Regions from separate parts of the Homo sapiens genome. Here region 1 is linked to region 2. A link is a loop called in an ENCODE intact Hi-C map of the cell type or tissue named here. Cell type or tissue: dorsolateral prefrontal cortex. All regions are shown on one strand. Each heading gives the region's core, and the rest is flanking DNA. Links, peaks and the distances in the headings are about the cores only.

What was found. Hi-C counts contacts between places; a loop is a spot of excess contacts. Peaks named below come from ENCODE experiments on the same cell type or tissue, not always from the same donor. Only the 100,000 strongest peaks of a DNase experiment are listed, where the experiment ranks them.
Region 1: it touches region 2 in a loop (4-fold over the local background); 1 of 110 quality-filtered maps calls a loop at or near these places.

What each region holds. Positions count from the first base shown.
Region 1 is chr10:123,958,510-123,966,053 of GRCh38, forward strand. LOC107984128 (a long non-coding RNA gene) reads right to left here. Exons shown (of 3, transcript XR_001747628.2): 1 at 6,436-7,544; 2 at 3,457-3,557. Among named protein-coding and RNA genes, the nearest start is that of CPXM2, 70 kb to the left of the region's middle. RefSeq lists an enhancer at 5,379-5,548. In dorsolateral prefrontal cortex, for the core only: no CTCF peak of the experiment used is centred there; no DNase peak of the experiment used is centred there; H3K27me3 peaks cover 859 bases.
Region 2 is chr10:123,663,044-123,670,587 of GRCh38, forward strand. It overlaps GPR26 (G protein-coupled receptor 26), which reads left to right and starts at 3,312. Exons shown (of 3, transcript NM_153442.4): 1 at 3,312-4,032. The coding sequence starts at 3,365. RefSeq lists enhancers at 2,520-3,057, 3,058-3,596, 3,597-4,134. In dorsolateral prefrontal cortex, for the core only: no CTCF peak of the experiment used is centred there; no DNase peak of the experiment used is centred there; H3K4me3 peaks cover 1,501 bases; H3K27me3 peaks cover 4,774 bases.

The DNA of each region.
Region 1 (7,544 bases), core at 957-5,956, 300 kb after region 2:
CAGAGCAAGGAGCCAGGAAAAAGACGTCCCAGCTAAGGAAGTACCCTTGAAAAGAAGCCTGGAACTCTAACCCAGCTTCACAGAGTATACTCATACCTTAAGAATCAAAATCTGTCTTTACCAGCTTGCCCATTTCACCACATTAGGACACATAGAGTGTACCTTCCAAGGACATTTGTCCAGAGCAATTGTTCAGGAGTCTGACTCATCAACTGATCCTCTACTGTATTGAATAATTTCACTGTAACAATTATGGGGCCATGGTTGGTCTCTGTCTTTCATTCTCTTCAAATGTCGAATGGGCTTTGACTGTGGTTTACAGTCAAGAGGGATACACTAAAAGATTACCATTCATGCAGGGATTTAAGACCATTTCCTAAAGGGAACTTGAAGCAGTTGACAACTTGGTGGGGGTCTTTCTCTTGAGTTGATAACTCTCTTCATGGGGTAACCTCCACACTCCTGCCTAGGAGAGTCACACATTTGAAGACAGAGCAGAAAAGGGGCTGACATCTCATTTTAGGAAAACCTGCACCTAATCCTGTATTTCAGTGTGCCTCTCCTCTCTTGCCTGCTCCCTGAGACCAAGGTCCCTCTCCTCAGTCTCTCTGGAAAGCAGACCTCCAGTCTTCTGCAGGATAGCAGAAGAGTCAGGTGCCCATTCCTCAAAGGGAAGCAGGGAATCTTGAGGTCTATTTCCTCCACAGACTTTGTATTCCAAATTCCACAGTCCTCCTGCTTTCACCACCACTGGTCACCACACTAGGGATCCTGCCGACTTTCTCTTGTCAGTTAATCATTTACTCTCTTGCTATGGTCTGAATGTATGTGTTCCTGCAAATTCATATGTTGGAACCTAATACCCAGTGTGATAGTACTAAGAGTTGGGGCCTTTAGGAGGTGATTAGGTCACAAAGGCTCCACTCTCCTGAAAAGAATTAGTGCCCTCATGAAAGAGATCTGAGTGCCCCATGAAAGAGATCTGAGCAAGCCTGCTTGCCCATTTCACCATGTTAGGACACAGAGTGTGCCATCTATGTGGAACAGGCCCTCCTCAGCCACTGAATCTGCTGGTGCCTTTATCTTGGACTTCCCAGCCTCCAGAACTATGAACAATAAATTTGTATTGTTTATAAATTACTCAGTCTAATGTATGTTGTTATGGCAGCTGAACAGACTAAGACACTCATTCATCCACTGTCCAGTTCCCAAAACATCCTGTTGTTATTCCACTCACTTTCTATTTGTCCTTAAGAGTTTGTGCTCCCTTTAATTCCTTTACTGTCTTTTTGGTGGGATTTGGGGTGGGGGTAGAAGGAAATTCACGTGTTCAGTCTGCCATATTTAACTGAATGTCACTTCTATCTGGTTTTCAAGGTGTACACTTTAATCAGAGTCTACCACACTAGTCCTACCCTCACTGAACTTCAAAATCCTGCTGTATTCAAGGCCCAAAGGAAATATCAACCCTATCTGAACAAGCCCCTCTGAACAACCCCCAATACCCTCTAATGTATAATTTTACAATATCAGGACCCCATCCACACAGACAGGACCCTTAGAGGGCCTGGGCAAGTGTACAAATGGACACCCACATACCATATGTCTAAATATTCAAAAGTTATAAATCAAGCAAACAAGCTGTTAAATACATTCCCTCCTCCTACAATGATAATTATACTTTCATAACAACCTGGAAACTTAAGTTCAAATTTAGAATTATCGGACTGCTTGGAGTTTTGCACTGAAACAGGCAGTGCAGCAACAGTTGGCCCCTAGCCTGTCCCTTTTTTTCATACTGGCCCACCCTGGACCAGTTGTGAACACCTATATTCACTCTCTAGGCCCTTATATGAAAGCTCTTCTCCCCATCCCCACAAATATCCCCCCTTGGCCCAACTTTGGGCCTAGACGTACTCATCCAATTGTGTGGCCCACCTGAGGAAGAGGAACCCAGGAAGAAAGCCAGCACAGGCCCTGGAAGTGCCTTGGAGCTTGTAATGGTTAATTTTAATGTATCACTTTGGCTGGCCACAGGCTGCTCAGATATTTGGTTAAACATTATTCTGGGTGGGTCTATCAGGGTGTTTCTGGATGAGATAAACATTTGAATCAGTAAACTAAGTAGACTGCCCTCCCCAGTGTGAGTGGGCTGCATTCAATCCATTGAAGGCCTGAACAGAACAAATGGCCAAGTAAGGGAGAATTCTCTCTCCTCTGTCTGACTGCCTTCTAGCTGGGAAGTTGGTCTTCTCCCACCTATGGATTTAGACTTGGACTTGGATGGAATGTACACCACTGGATCTCCTCATTTTCAGACCTTCAGACTCAAACTGGAACTATACCATTGGATCTCCTGGGTCTCCACTTTGCCAACTGAAGATCTTAGGATATCTCAACCTCTATAACTACGTGAGCCACTTCCTTATAATAAAGTGTTTATAATAAATGCTTCTTATATAATATATATACATTTAAATATGTGGGTGTGTAACCTATTGGTTCTGTTTCTCTGGAGAACTCAGACTAACACAGGGTCATTTGGATGGGGCTTTCCAATGTTCCAGGAATTGGAGCATTGTCTAGAAGGCAGAGGTGTAGGAGACCAGAAAATGCTACTCCAAAGTATGCCTCTTTGGCTTAAGACTTATTTTGAGCTTATTATTTTGAGAAGCTACAGACACAAAAGATGCTCTGAAAACAAAGTGGCAGCTACCTTTGTGTAAGGGAAATTTATATCTATAAAAGGTGAAATCTCCATCTGTAAGAGTGTCTCCCTCTCTGTACCAGGACTCAAATCACTAAAGACTCTTATCAATGGAGAAGGCGCTGACTCAGATCTGCAAATACAAACATTACTCTTTGTTTACTGTGCTTTTTCTTCCCATAACCAGCCTTCCCCATGCCCTTGTTTCTTAGTTTCCATAGACAATAGTTTTTAAGCCTGAATTCCAAGCCACCTCTTTGAGATTCATTCATTTTTCTGAGTACCTCCCATCTATGCATGAGGGTATACTTGTTATTAAACTTCTGTTTTTCTCTTGTTAATCTGTCTTTTGTTACAGGGGTCTGTCCCAACTAAAAACTATGAAAAGTAGAGAGAAATTATTTTCCTCCCCTACACAGGCATGAGCTCCAAGTTGGCATGTCAACTTGGCTTTTGGACTCTAACCCTAGGAAAAGGGCAAGACCAGAGAAAGCTCAGACGGAGTGTGACACAGAAGTGTCAGAGGGGGCCAGCTCTTGTTGTCTAGGAGACTTTCTGATCTCACTCATGTCTGGAACAAAGGAGAGAAGAGTCTTCCCCATCCCAAGCCTAGCTCAAAGAAATAAACATTCACAAAAATTTCGTAGCTTCCAATCTTATAGCATCATCCAAATCCCTCCCAATTTGTACCCACCTCCCATCAACATAATAACCCACCTCTTCCAGGGAACAGAGCCAAGGAGGTTTACCTTTTAAGGGCTTTGTCTTCTGTTACGATCTGCCATGGTCTACAGCATAACCAGTTAAATCTTGATCTCTTTCTGTCCAGCTTCTTCTGTCTTCCTGACGCCTAGTGTCCATATGTCAAAATATATTGATATATATTTTAGAAATGGAGACAATCAGCCATTAAAACAGTAGTTCCCAGCCTTTAGGGTTTCAGAAACCAATACTTTTAATTTTAATTCACAGGCCATGATTCCATTAAAGAAAGCCAGCTGAACACAAAAATATAGGAACAGCATCATCTCTGTGTAAAGGATACTCCAAATTAAATAAGCTTGGCTTTATAAAAAAAAAAAACTCACTATATTTTCTTTACTTTTCACATTTAGTCTTAGACCAGGGAAACTTGATTCTTTTCTCATTTTTTCCACAAAGACCAATATTTGGAAATTACTTCTTTAAAGCTCATAACGGGAAAAATTTTAAAGCCGTTATGTTAACACGGAAGTACGCCAGTGTCCAGATTCCTGGGATGGGCAGGGAGTACAGAGAGAAGAAGACGTCTGCCCTCCAGCAGGGCTTACTCCAATTCTATTCTTTTTCCATGGCTCAGGCTGGACCTTGACATTGACAGGCGCAGCTCCTAAATCTTCCTTTGTTTTCAAATTCATTTCTCCCAGGTCGTCTGGACTGTAAGCTCCTCTACAGTGACAAGTATTTTGCTTCATTTTTGTTTCTTCTTCTCATCTCCAAAGCCAGGACTAGGGTGAGCTTATCTCTCACCGTTCCCCCAACAAAAGCCCTCTCTCCAGGTGCTGCCTCTGCTGCCCTCACCTGTGCTGTGCCCATCCAGCCTCCCCGTACTTGCTCATGCCCTCTCCCCCAGAAATGCCCTCTGCCTTCCCAGATGCTGTGGAGCCCAGCCCAGGGCCCCTCTCCAGGAAGCCCACCGGAACCTCCCTGTCTTCTGAGTGCCTGTGACCCTCTTAGCAACACTGGGTTCTCAGCAACCTCCAACCTCCAGGCGTTCTCAAATCTATCACAGGTGTGTCCACTGGACTGGAGCTCCACCTGCATCACACACTGTCATGGATGTGTCAGGAGTTGGCATCTTACCATCCTCTGCCCCAGGAGCAGTATGGGGGCTTTTTGCTAAAAGCCAGTACACTGAAGCTTCAGCCTAGATTGTAGCCCAGCGTTCTGCTCACAGTTGGGGGAACCAGACGGGGGCTGCCCGGCTGTCCTGCCTTACCCTGCGGGGAGAGCGCTTGGTTATTTCCATCCAAGCCCCTCCCTGGTGCGTTTGTTCTGCAAACTCTCTGGTCACACTCCAAGCCACTGCCTTTGCTGCACTGTCTGTAAACATGACAGTCTCGGGGCTATATTAAGATTTTATGAGTCTGTAAAACAGATTAAGAGATTCAGTGTGAAATTCTCCTTTTTAAAAGCTCTTCTTTCCCTTCAGATCCCATCAGCTGCACCAGCCCTGGCCCCATTGGCTTCCCATCCTGCCTGGGGACTGCTCTGAGATTTCAAAGTTAAAGTAAATGCTGCTTTTTCAAAACATATGGGCACCAGCTTCCCTCCCTTCTCATCCAGTGTTACTATTCGACTAGGTGATGGATCCCATTTTTCTTGACACTTAGGCATTGAAGGGGCTTTCTAAATGGTGTCTTTCCCTTCTCTAAACAAGCATGGCTCAAAATATAAGCTACTCAAGTGAGAATGTGAGAGGATGAACAATTGGCCTGGTTTTCCTGGGACTTTCAGCACTAGAAGTCCCATGTCCAGAAACCCCACGGCGCTGGGCAAAGTGGGAGAGTTGTTTGCCCTAGCATGAAGGCTTCTTGCAGAATCACCAAATGTTAGAACCAGGGGAATTGTCTGAACACTGGGAGAGAAGACTTTCAAATGATTTAGAGCCTCAGACCACTGTTTCAAATGAAAACTTATCTGAGAAGCAATAAGCAAACAGACGCGACAGGAAATCCTCTGGTGGACAGAGGTGGGGAGCCTGCAGGGAGAGTAAGGCTCTGACCTGGAACACTGGGCTTCTCTGATGTCATCCAACAATCACCCAACCCCCAAGAAGACAGGGGGCTCCCACTCACCTCAAATCAAAGCCCTGGGAGGAGCTTTGCAGTGACTTTGGTTAATGATATCAGATTAAAAACTGCAGCCCCAAGGGGAAGTATGACTTTAGGGGCCAAACTAGACCTCCTCTTCCTTAATTTCCAAAAGAGACAGCTAGACATGCCCTCTGGCAGCACCTCCTTCCTCCCCACATACATTTGCTTTCTAATTTTGGAAAATAATCTCATGAACCCCAAACCCAATCTTAGAGACACTGCCACATAAAACCCCCACACGCATGCATGCATGCACCCACAGTCGCCTCCCTGGGGGCCTTGCACACCCTGACTGAGAGGGCAGCCAGCCCTGCTTCTGGCAGGGAAGATGGAGAGAGGGACAAGGAGAGGAAAAGGAAAAGGGAGAATCAGGCAGACAGAAGTAGGGCAGAAGCTGGGTTCAGAGCCTTGGCCATGCTATCACCAGCTTACAGCCGAGAAACAGACAGGCAGAGTGAGGGTACGAGGCTGGGGTCAGAGGTTTTGAAGCCAGACTCATCCCTGGCCTCCTGACTCAAGGCTCTTTCTGCCACCCAGACAGAATCATACCTAGCTGGGCCATGGCTATTTAAGGGAGGCCATTCACCCACTAATCACAGATTCTGACCTTCATGGCTTAGTCTGACCTTCACAGCTTAGTATGAAAAAAATGCAGGGAATGGGGGCATTTGAGGAGTCCATGCCGGGACCTCCAAACACTGCATCTCTGAGATCAATATAGACCTTCTGGAAAGGCCCTGGTTATTTACAAGCTTCTGCTCACACCTAGTGCCCAATTCGTCACATTCTCACTAAACACAACCTCAGCACCATGGGGGGACAGGGAAGGGTCTGTTCTCCCTGCACATAGAAGCGGCCAGGCACCCAGCTTACCCTGAATCTGGAAACTTCTGCACTCAGAATCCTGGATTCCATTCCCCAGTCAACTGCAGGTCCCAGGTAAGGAAACCCATTCCAGTTCTCTGAGTTTGGGAAGAAAGGGCAGGCCCACTCATCGGTGATGCTGGAGCTCCAGCTGAAGAACCCACCAGCCCTGGAGGAGGGGGGCCTGGGCTGGGCGGACTCTCTGGCAAGAGCAGGTTTCCATGGAGACATGAATCCAGGGCTGGAAGGACCTTCTCAGTTTGCTCTGAGCCACTGCCTGGCTCACACCCTACGTGAGGCTCCTGCCCTCATCTCCCCCTGGCATATTCTCCCCACATTGGACTGGCAGATGATGGCTCACTGTGCAAAGCACTTAGTGACAGGATCCTTTTATTCCTCACTCTAACCAACCCAATGGGCACGAACTCCATCAAAGGATGAAGCAGAGTCCCAGAAGATCAAGTGTTCGCCCAAGTCTCAGAGTTTGGGAAGAAAGGGCAGGCCCACTCATTGGTGATGCTGGAGCTCTGGGCGAAGAACCAAAAGTCACCCAGTGAGTTCACGGGGACACACAGCTCCACCTCCAGCAGAGGTTCCTACTCCCCCAGCTGGGACAGCCACTGCAGCACCGCTCTGCTCTCTCGCCTCCCCAGCGGCAGACACCCCAGCCTGTGCCACGGCCACTGCTCAGGGTGAGCCACATGCCCCCTGGGCACCCTCCGCTGGCATATGTCAGATGTTGCTCTCACAGACTTTATTTTATCACTACAACAAGCCTGTAAAACAAGTCTGAGCCTATCCCCCTTCTGTCTGTAGATGGGGAAGGAGGTTTGATTTGCCCAAGGACCACCAGGGAATCACTGCATGGGCTGACCCCAGCTGCAGCCCTCCTGCATGGCTGCCTGTCACTCCAGCTAAGCAGAGGAGCTGCCGTTACCAGCACCCTTTCCCTTTCTAATCTGAAGGCAGCCCTGCGGTGAGAGAGTCCCAGCGTCACCCATCACCCCAGCAGGTCAGGGGCCCTGGAGTCCCCCCTTGATGAATGACCTTAGCAGGAAAGAGAAATCTGCCCCCTCTCCATGCCCCACACCCACAGCCAAACAGTGGCTTCTCACCAC
Region 2 (7,544 bases), core at 1,412-6,411:
ACTATCTAAGGAGCTCATGAAAATGCAGACTTCCAGACCTTCTGATTTGGAAACCCCAGGGGGTGTGGCCCAGGAATCAAACTCTTTAACCAGCACCCCAGGCTTACCAGGTGACTCTGATACACACAAAAGTGTGAGAATCACAGATCCAATAGTGACCCCAAAACATTGGCTGATTTACTCCACAGACAGTACTTGGGCACTATCTTAGTCTATTTTGTGCTGATATAACAGAATACCTGAGACTTGGTAATTTGTAATGAATAGAAATTTATTGTTCATGGTTCTGGAGGCTGGGAAGTCCAAAATTCAGGGGCTGGCATATGGTGAGGGACTTTTTGCTACATCATCCCCTGGCAGAAAGTGGAAGAGCAGAGGGAGGGAGACACACAGGGAGAGAGAGAGAGAGAGAAGGAGGGGGTGGTGGCAAACTCATCCTTTAATAAGGAACCCATTCCCATGATAATGGCACTAATCCACTTATGAAGGCAGTGCCTCCATGAGTCAAACACCTCCCATTGGGACCCACCTCCCAATACTGTTGCATTGGGGGTCAGGTTTCCAACACATGAACTTTGGGGGACACATTCAAACTATAGCACAAATAGCTCCTATCTCCTGCCAGGAGCTATTTGTAGGGGACACTTCCTTGGCAGCAGGAGAGACACACAGATGAACAGCGTCCTCTGCTGTCATATAACAGGTATTTAATGAGACATGTAGCCAACACTAAAATCTGTAGGCTACATGAGGGGGCCAAGGGTTGATGATATTGCTAGCATTCTGCCCTGTTTCCTTCTCTGGGAAGCAAAGCTAAACGTACACATTACCTTATGTAGTCATCACCACGGCTCTGAAAGGTAAATAAGAAAACCTAGCCTCAGGGATGTTGAGTAAGTTGCCCAGGGTCCTATGAAATCAGTGAGTGGTGTGTCGTTAAATGTTTAACCACAGGCTGGGGTGGGAGAAGCCCTGATCTATGGAGTTTGCTGATTTCTATAATGCAAAAACTCATTGTGGTGGATTTTAAGCAACCAACATGCTGTCACTGAAGCAGAGATGGAGAGAGATGCCCATAATGGGCCCTTTTGAGCTGGTGTGAGCTGGCTTCAGAACTCCACTGTCTGCAGCTGTCAGTCACTCAGATAACTGTCAATGAGTGTCATCTGTGGACACACAGAGAAGAGAGGGAATCTTGTTTCTGCCCTCCTGACACCTCATTTCATGAGCATTTAATAAAGTTTGGATGTTTGTCCCCTCCAAATCTCATGTTGAAACATAATCCCCAATGTTGGAGGTGGGCCCTGGTGGGAGGCGAAGGCGATTGGATAATGGGGGCAGAGCCCTCATGAATGGGTTGGCACCATCCTGAATGACTTCTCAGTCCATGAGAGATATGGTGTTTAAAAGCCTGGGACCTCCCCCTTCTCTTTCTGGCTTTCACTCTTGCCATGTGACATGCCTGCTCCCACTTTGCCTTTTGCCATGATTAGAAGCTTCCTGAGGCCCTCATCAGAAGCTGAGCAGATGTTGGAGCCATGATTGCATACCTTGCAGAATCATGAGCCAATTCAACCTCTTTTCTTCATCAATTACCCAATCTCAGGTATTCCTTTACAGCAAAGAAAAATGGCACAATACAGCATCTACAATGTGCTTGGTACTATGTGAAGGAGATAATTAAGTATAATGAGGTCTCTACCTTCAGGGCGTAGAGTCCACCACGTCCTTGCTTGGCTTACTTTATCTAGTGGCTTGAGGCCCAGGAATGTCCAGTCACCACTGGCCACACCAGGAGGCTCCAGAACAGGGCTTTCTATGTCCAGGACAGGGATCTGAGGTTGCTGACATGGTGCAGGGGGTCACTGCAGGGCAGCATCTCACAGAGTTGAAGGGGGCTGCAGGGGTTCTGAGAGCTGCCCCTGCCTGTCCATCCCCACCCCTTCCCCACAGAGTCTTGGTTGAGAACCGAAGGGCCACAGTCCCTGCACACTTTGCTGAGGGGAGGCAGGGGTCCCCTGTGTCCAGGGTCTCTGTTGCTTGGACCATGCCTGCCAGCTGACACCCTCCCCATTTTCTGAAGAGTTCTGGCACCTTATATCAGGCAGGTCCCTCATAAACTAGAATGTGCTGCCTCACCAGTCTCAGGGCAGAGGGGTGTGTGGCTTCAGGGCTACAGGAGGCAGCTGCTGGAACTTGGAGCAGGACAACAGAGTATCCACCATACTAGGGTTAGCTGTCTAGGCTGGTTGTGGACAGCCTGGCTTGCCCAGGTGGGAGCAGTCAGGGTCAGCAAAGGCATCTCCCAGCTGGAGAGATGCCCAGGGGATGTTACAGAGAGCCTCGGGGTCCCTGCAGCAGGCTTAGGATTCAGCCGAAGCTCTGGCTGTAGGGCGAGGGAAAGAAGGCACTGAGAATCGAGTAACCTCAGTCATGCAGCAGCTGTTCTTGGGACAGACAGGCTGGGACACTCACGTCAAGGTCTGCCAGGATAGCATGCAGGCGGGGACAGGTGGCACTGGGGCGTGAAGGTGTCCAGGCATCCCTTCCTTTTCTCAGAGAGATTTCCTTGACTCAGCCTGTCTTTGACACACACGGGGGGATGGAGGATGTTGGGGGAAGGGAGCCACAGTGAGCCAATCACCCTGCACCGGAGCCTTCGGGGCTGGTTCCCTCCGAGCCTGTAAGTGTGAGTGTGTGTGCGCGAGTGTGTCTGTGTGTGCACCAGTGGGGATTTCTGTGATAGAAGCAGCCAGATTCCAGAGACAGAGAGAAGAGGAGGGGGAAGAACAAGAGAGGGGAGAAAATTGGGGGTGGGAGAGACAGACGGAGAGAACAGCGCGGGGGGCGGGGAGAGGGAGAGAGGTGGAGGGGAGAGCAGAGAGAGAGAGAGCGAGCCAGAGAGCAGAGAGGGAGGAAGAGAGAAAGCAAGAGAGCGGGAGGGTGCGCGGAGCGGAGCGGAGACAGAGCTCGCGGGCATGGGGTGAGAGCGGGAGGAAGCAGAGGCAGAGGCGGAGCAGGGGCGCAGGTGCCTGCAACCCAGGATCCCGGGGCGCTAAAGGCTTCGGGTTCTACCGCACGCTCAGTCGCTGGCTCCAGAGGTGCTGCTGGGGGCCAGGGTTCACTGCCGCGCGCCAGGTGCCTGCCCGTGAGGCGGCGCGGGGCTCCCGGGTGGCTGCGCGCCCAGACGCCTGCCCGGGAGGCCGCCTGAGGCTCCGGGGTGGCCGCGCGCCCTCCTGGGAGCCATGGCGGCTGGGGCCGGTGGTCGCCGGGCGGCGGCGGCGCCGAGGGGCTGAGCCGGCCGCGGGCAGCGCCATGGCGGCGCCGGGTTGCGGACCCTGAGCGCCGGCGCGGGGCGCGCACCATGAACTCGTGGGACGCGGGCCTGGCGGGGCTACTGGTGGGCACGATGGGCGTCTCGCTGCTGTCCAACGCGCTGGTGCTGCTCTGCCTGCTGCACAGCGCGGACATCCGCCGCCAGGCGCCGGCGCTCTTCACCCTGAACCTCACGTGCGGGAACCTGCTGTGCACCGTGGTCAACATGCCGCTCACGCTGGCCGGCGTCGTGGCGCAGCGGCAGCCGGCGGGCGACCGCCTGTGCCGCCTGGCTGCCTTCCTCGACACCTTCCTGGCTGCCAACTCCATGCTCAGCATGGCCGCGCTCAGCATCGACCGCTGGGTGGCCGTGGTCTTCCCGCTGAGCTACCGGGCCAAGATGCGCCTCCGCGACGCGGCGCTCATGGTGGCCTACACGTGGCTGCACGCGCTCACCTTCCCAGCCGCCGCGCTCGCCCTGTCCTGGCTCGGCTTCCACCAGCTGTACGCCTCGTGCACGCTGTGCAGCCGGCGGCCAGACGAGCGCCTGCGCTTCGCCGTCTTCACTGGCGCCTTCCACGCTCTCAGCTTCCTGCTCTCCTTCGTCGTGCTCTGCTGCACGTACCTCAAGGTGCTCAAGGTGGCCCGCTTCCATTGCAAGCGCATCGACGTGATCACCATGCAGACGCTGGTGCTGCTGGTGGACCTGCACCCCAGGTGAGCCGAGCGCAGCTAAGGCTCTGGGAACAGCCGCGCGGGATCTCGGCGGGAGTGGGAGGTCCCTAGCCCCAGGGGCTCTTTTCCACCGAGCCTCTGTTTCTTCTGAGAACTCGAGGGTGGGGAAAGCGGCCCAGCTGTGGGGCTTAAGGAGGTGCTTAGGGTATCAGCAAACCAGGGCCACAAAAAATGCGGGTGAGCCCATCTATACATCGGTTTTTGAAGCATCAGGGTAGAAATCACAGACAGTCAGAACTCTGTTGGGCTTCTTCATGCACATTTTCTGTGTTTGTAGCTTTCACTTTAAATGGCACATGGGAAGTCCGTGGTCTTTGTTCCCTATTAAAGACCTTCAAAGTGTTTGATTCTGGCCGAGAGGGCGGCCTCGATGCTTAGGGAGCTCCTTAAGAGCTTTTCAGACCCAAGTGTGTCGCTTCTCTGAGTCTTTCCCTTCTCGGGTGTGTGGCGCTGCCTCTGTCTCACGACTGTGTGTGTGTGTGTGTGTGTGTGTGTGTGTGTGTGTGTGAATTCTGATGGACTCGGGCTGCGTCCTTCTCTGTGGTGGGCCCTGAGGGGTGGGGTGGGGGGCTCTTCCTGCCCTCCCCAGAGAGCACTGTCCAATGTCTGCCTGACTTGGTGCCTAGAGGCTCCTGCAGAAGGAGTGTGCCCCAAGGCTCCTGGGGCTGAATCTGCCCCCACCTCCGTCGTCACGCTGGCTGCTGTTCTCAGGAGGGCAGATGGAGCTGGGCAAGCATGGGTACCCTCTGGGAACCCCTGCCATCGCAGGAGCCTGTCAGGGAGAGAAGGAGGGAACTCTTAGCTGCGCTGTCCTGAGCTCACCTCAGCTTTCCCCAGGAGAATAGGAAATCGAGGAGGGAAACAGCTGGCAGCGTCTGGACTCTGCTATTTTACATCCTGTTGTCCCAGGGGAAGGCAGGCTCCCTGCTCTGTGTCCTGGGACCCTAGATAAGGGGGTGCTGGGGTCCAGATGGTGTCGCAGGTGAGGCAGGCAGAGAGCTCTGACAGGGCCAGCGAGGGCCTTCCGTGTGGGAGAACCCTGGGAACCCAGGGGAGCCTCGGGGCAGAGGAAGCTCTATCCTCTGGTGGATATGTTCCACACCAGGGTTGAAGGGGACAGGCTGGAGGTGTCAGGCTGAGCATTCTGAGTATTTCCTGCACGAGAGCAGTAACAAGCAGTCCTTGACCTTCACAATGCCGACACATTGAAGGGCAAGTGTGCACGTGTTCATTGTCCCCCTGAGCACAGCCATTCCTGATTACACACTGGACCAATCTTCCAGCCACAGAATCCCCACAGATTCAGGAACAGAATGTACATGTGAGTGACTGAGAGCACATAGATACCAGGCCATGTAAACGTGGGAGCTCCACACACAATCTCATGTGTTCACACATAAACTGTATATGTACCAGACAGCTGGCCATGTGTACACAGGTTTACAGGAGTGACACGAGTGCATTCTGCCACAAAGACATACATTGGCTGTCACAGCACATGTCTCTGCATGGTTCAGTGTCCTTCAAGGAAATATTTGCAGCCACAGTTGCAGAGCTATTGCCCTTTCCATGACTCAGAGCTGAGAGGCTCTTCCTTAGAGGGTGCATCCTTAGCGCTTGGGCTGGGACTGCTCTTAGAAGATGTAGGGCAATGTTGTTTAACTCCCGGGACTAAAGACTCCTAGAGGGGGCCCTCTCACCATGAGTCTAACAGCGGAGGAGGGTTGAGCTGGGAGTGGAACCAGTTCTTATTTAGAGCAGTACAAACTGCATTCCCACTCTTCCTCCAACTTCCAGAAGAGGAGGGGCCGTGGTTCCTGTTCAGCCTATTTGGGATGTAGGGCCAGCTCCACTCCTGCAAATCCCTCTGGCCGATGTCAGGCCAGACACTGCAGAGAGAGTCCTGGGGTCTCAGGAGTGGAGGCAGCTACTCTGCTTGCCTTCGATTTCCCCTCCATTCCTCTGGGAGGACCTTGATCTCTTCCTAGCCCCGGGCTGCTTTGAAGAGCCCCTGCTCCCAGTGCCCTGGGACCCTCCAGGCCCAGTCTCATTGGAGAGAGAAAAGACTTCTGGGGCCGGGGTTGCCATCGGCCAGTGCCAACAGGCTCCCTGGACTAATGCTCCCTGAGGTCATGGAATAGTGGCAGACCTGATAGCACTGCCCCTTTAGTGAATACAAACTTGTCCTTCTCTGAGGGGTTGATCCCCGCCAAGCATGTGGGAGGGACAACACAGGAGGGGATGACCAGTCCTCAAGAGACCCTGACAGCCAGTCCACCAGCTTCTATCTTGACAGCACTAAACTCTTCCTCCCTACAAATGAGCAAGTACAGAGCTAGCTCAGGGGCTGCCCCAGGCACCACCAGTCTCAGGCAGTGAGCCTCTCAGGGCCATTCGGTGCTGAGAGCCTGTAGGACCCAGGAGTGCTGGTCTTGGGCAGCAGGAGCTGGCTTCTCCCTCTGGACAGCCAGGACAGCAGCCGGAGTCTTTGCTCACTGGAAGTTTTGTCAGCCTCCACACTGATGGCCTGCTAGGACTTAATTACAAAGGACCTGTTTTGAGGACCCAGGGTGGCATTTGTCTTTGTCAGGAAGCTCCTGGTGGTGTCTGCTCTACCTGCAGGATGTTTGGCACCATAAGTAGCAGTCCTCACCACTTTGCTTCAGCCACCTCCAAAATACCCGGGACCCTCTCTTCTTAATTCAATCTGGGACCCTGGCCCTGGGAAGCATTCCGCACTCCTGCCTTTCTGTGGTGATTTCTTGAGTTACGTTTCTGAAGCAGTTTGGAGTTTCTAATATTTGTTAAACACCTGGTGCTCCATCTGAATGAGCAGCATTCACTTCTCCCAAACCATAGCTGGGGACTAGTTATAGGCAGCCCCTCTCCCTGGTGCTCCCAGGCATGGCAGAGCAGGTGGGCCCCAGGGTATGGTTGCAGGGACCTTGCTCTTCCCTGACTCACTGGCTTGGCTTAGTGATTCAACAGAAACAGAATGTTGATGATGAGGTCTCAAAGGGAAGCAGTGCCAAACCTAACTGGAGCTTCCTCTGAGGCTGCCCCAGGCTCTGCTGGTTCCCCCAGTGTGTCCTCTGTGTCCTGTGAGCAATGTCTGCAGATGTTGCCTGAGTGGCTGACTCTGGAGGGTGTCAGAATTGTGGCTCAGTAGACAGGAACTACACTGTGCCCTTGACTTTACAGATGAGAAAATGAGAGACCCAATTTTCTAAGAGAAGAGAAGCACTCACCTAATTCAACAGATCTAGAAAGTGTCTCAAGCTAAGACTCACACTCAGGTCTGCCCCTAAGATTTATGGATGGAGCAAATAGTGCAAATGGAGGCTCACCAACTGTGTCTATAGAGACTTAGATGTTCTATATTCAGCTTACAAACTGTTAAATGTGTTCTGCCCTCCTGCCTTGGTGAATATACCTTTATAATGACCGGCAAGGCTGGGTTCGCATTTAGAATTCTCAGGCTCCTTGGGGATCAA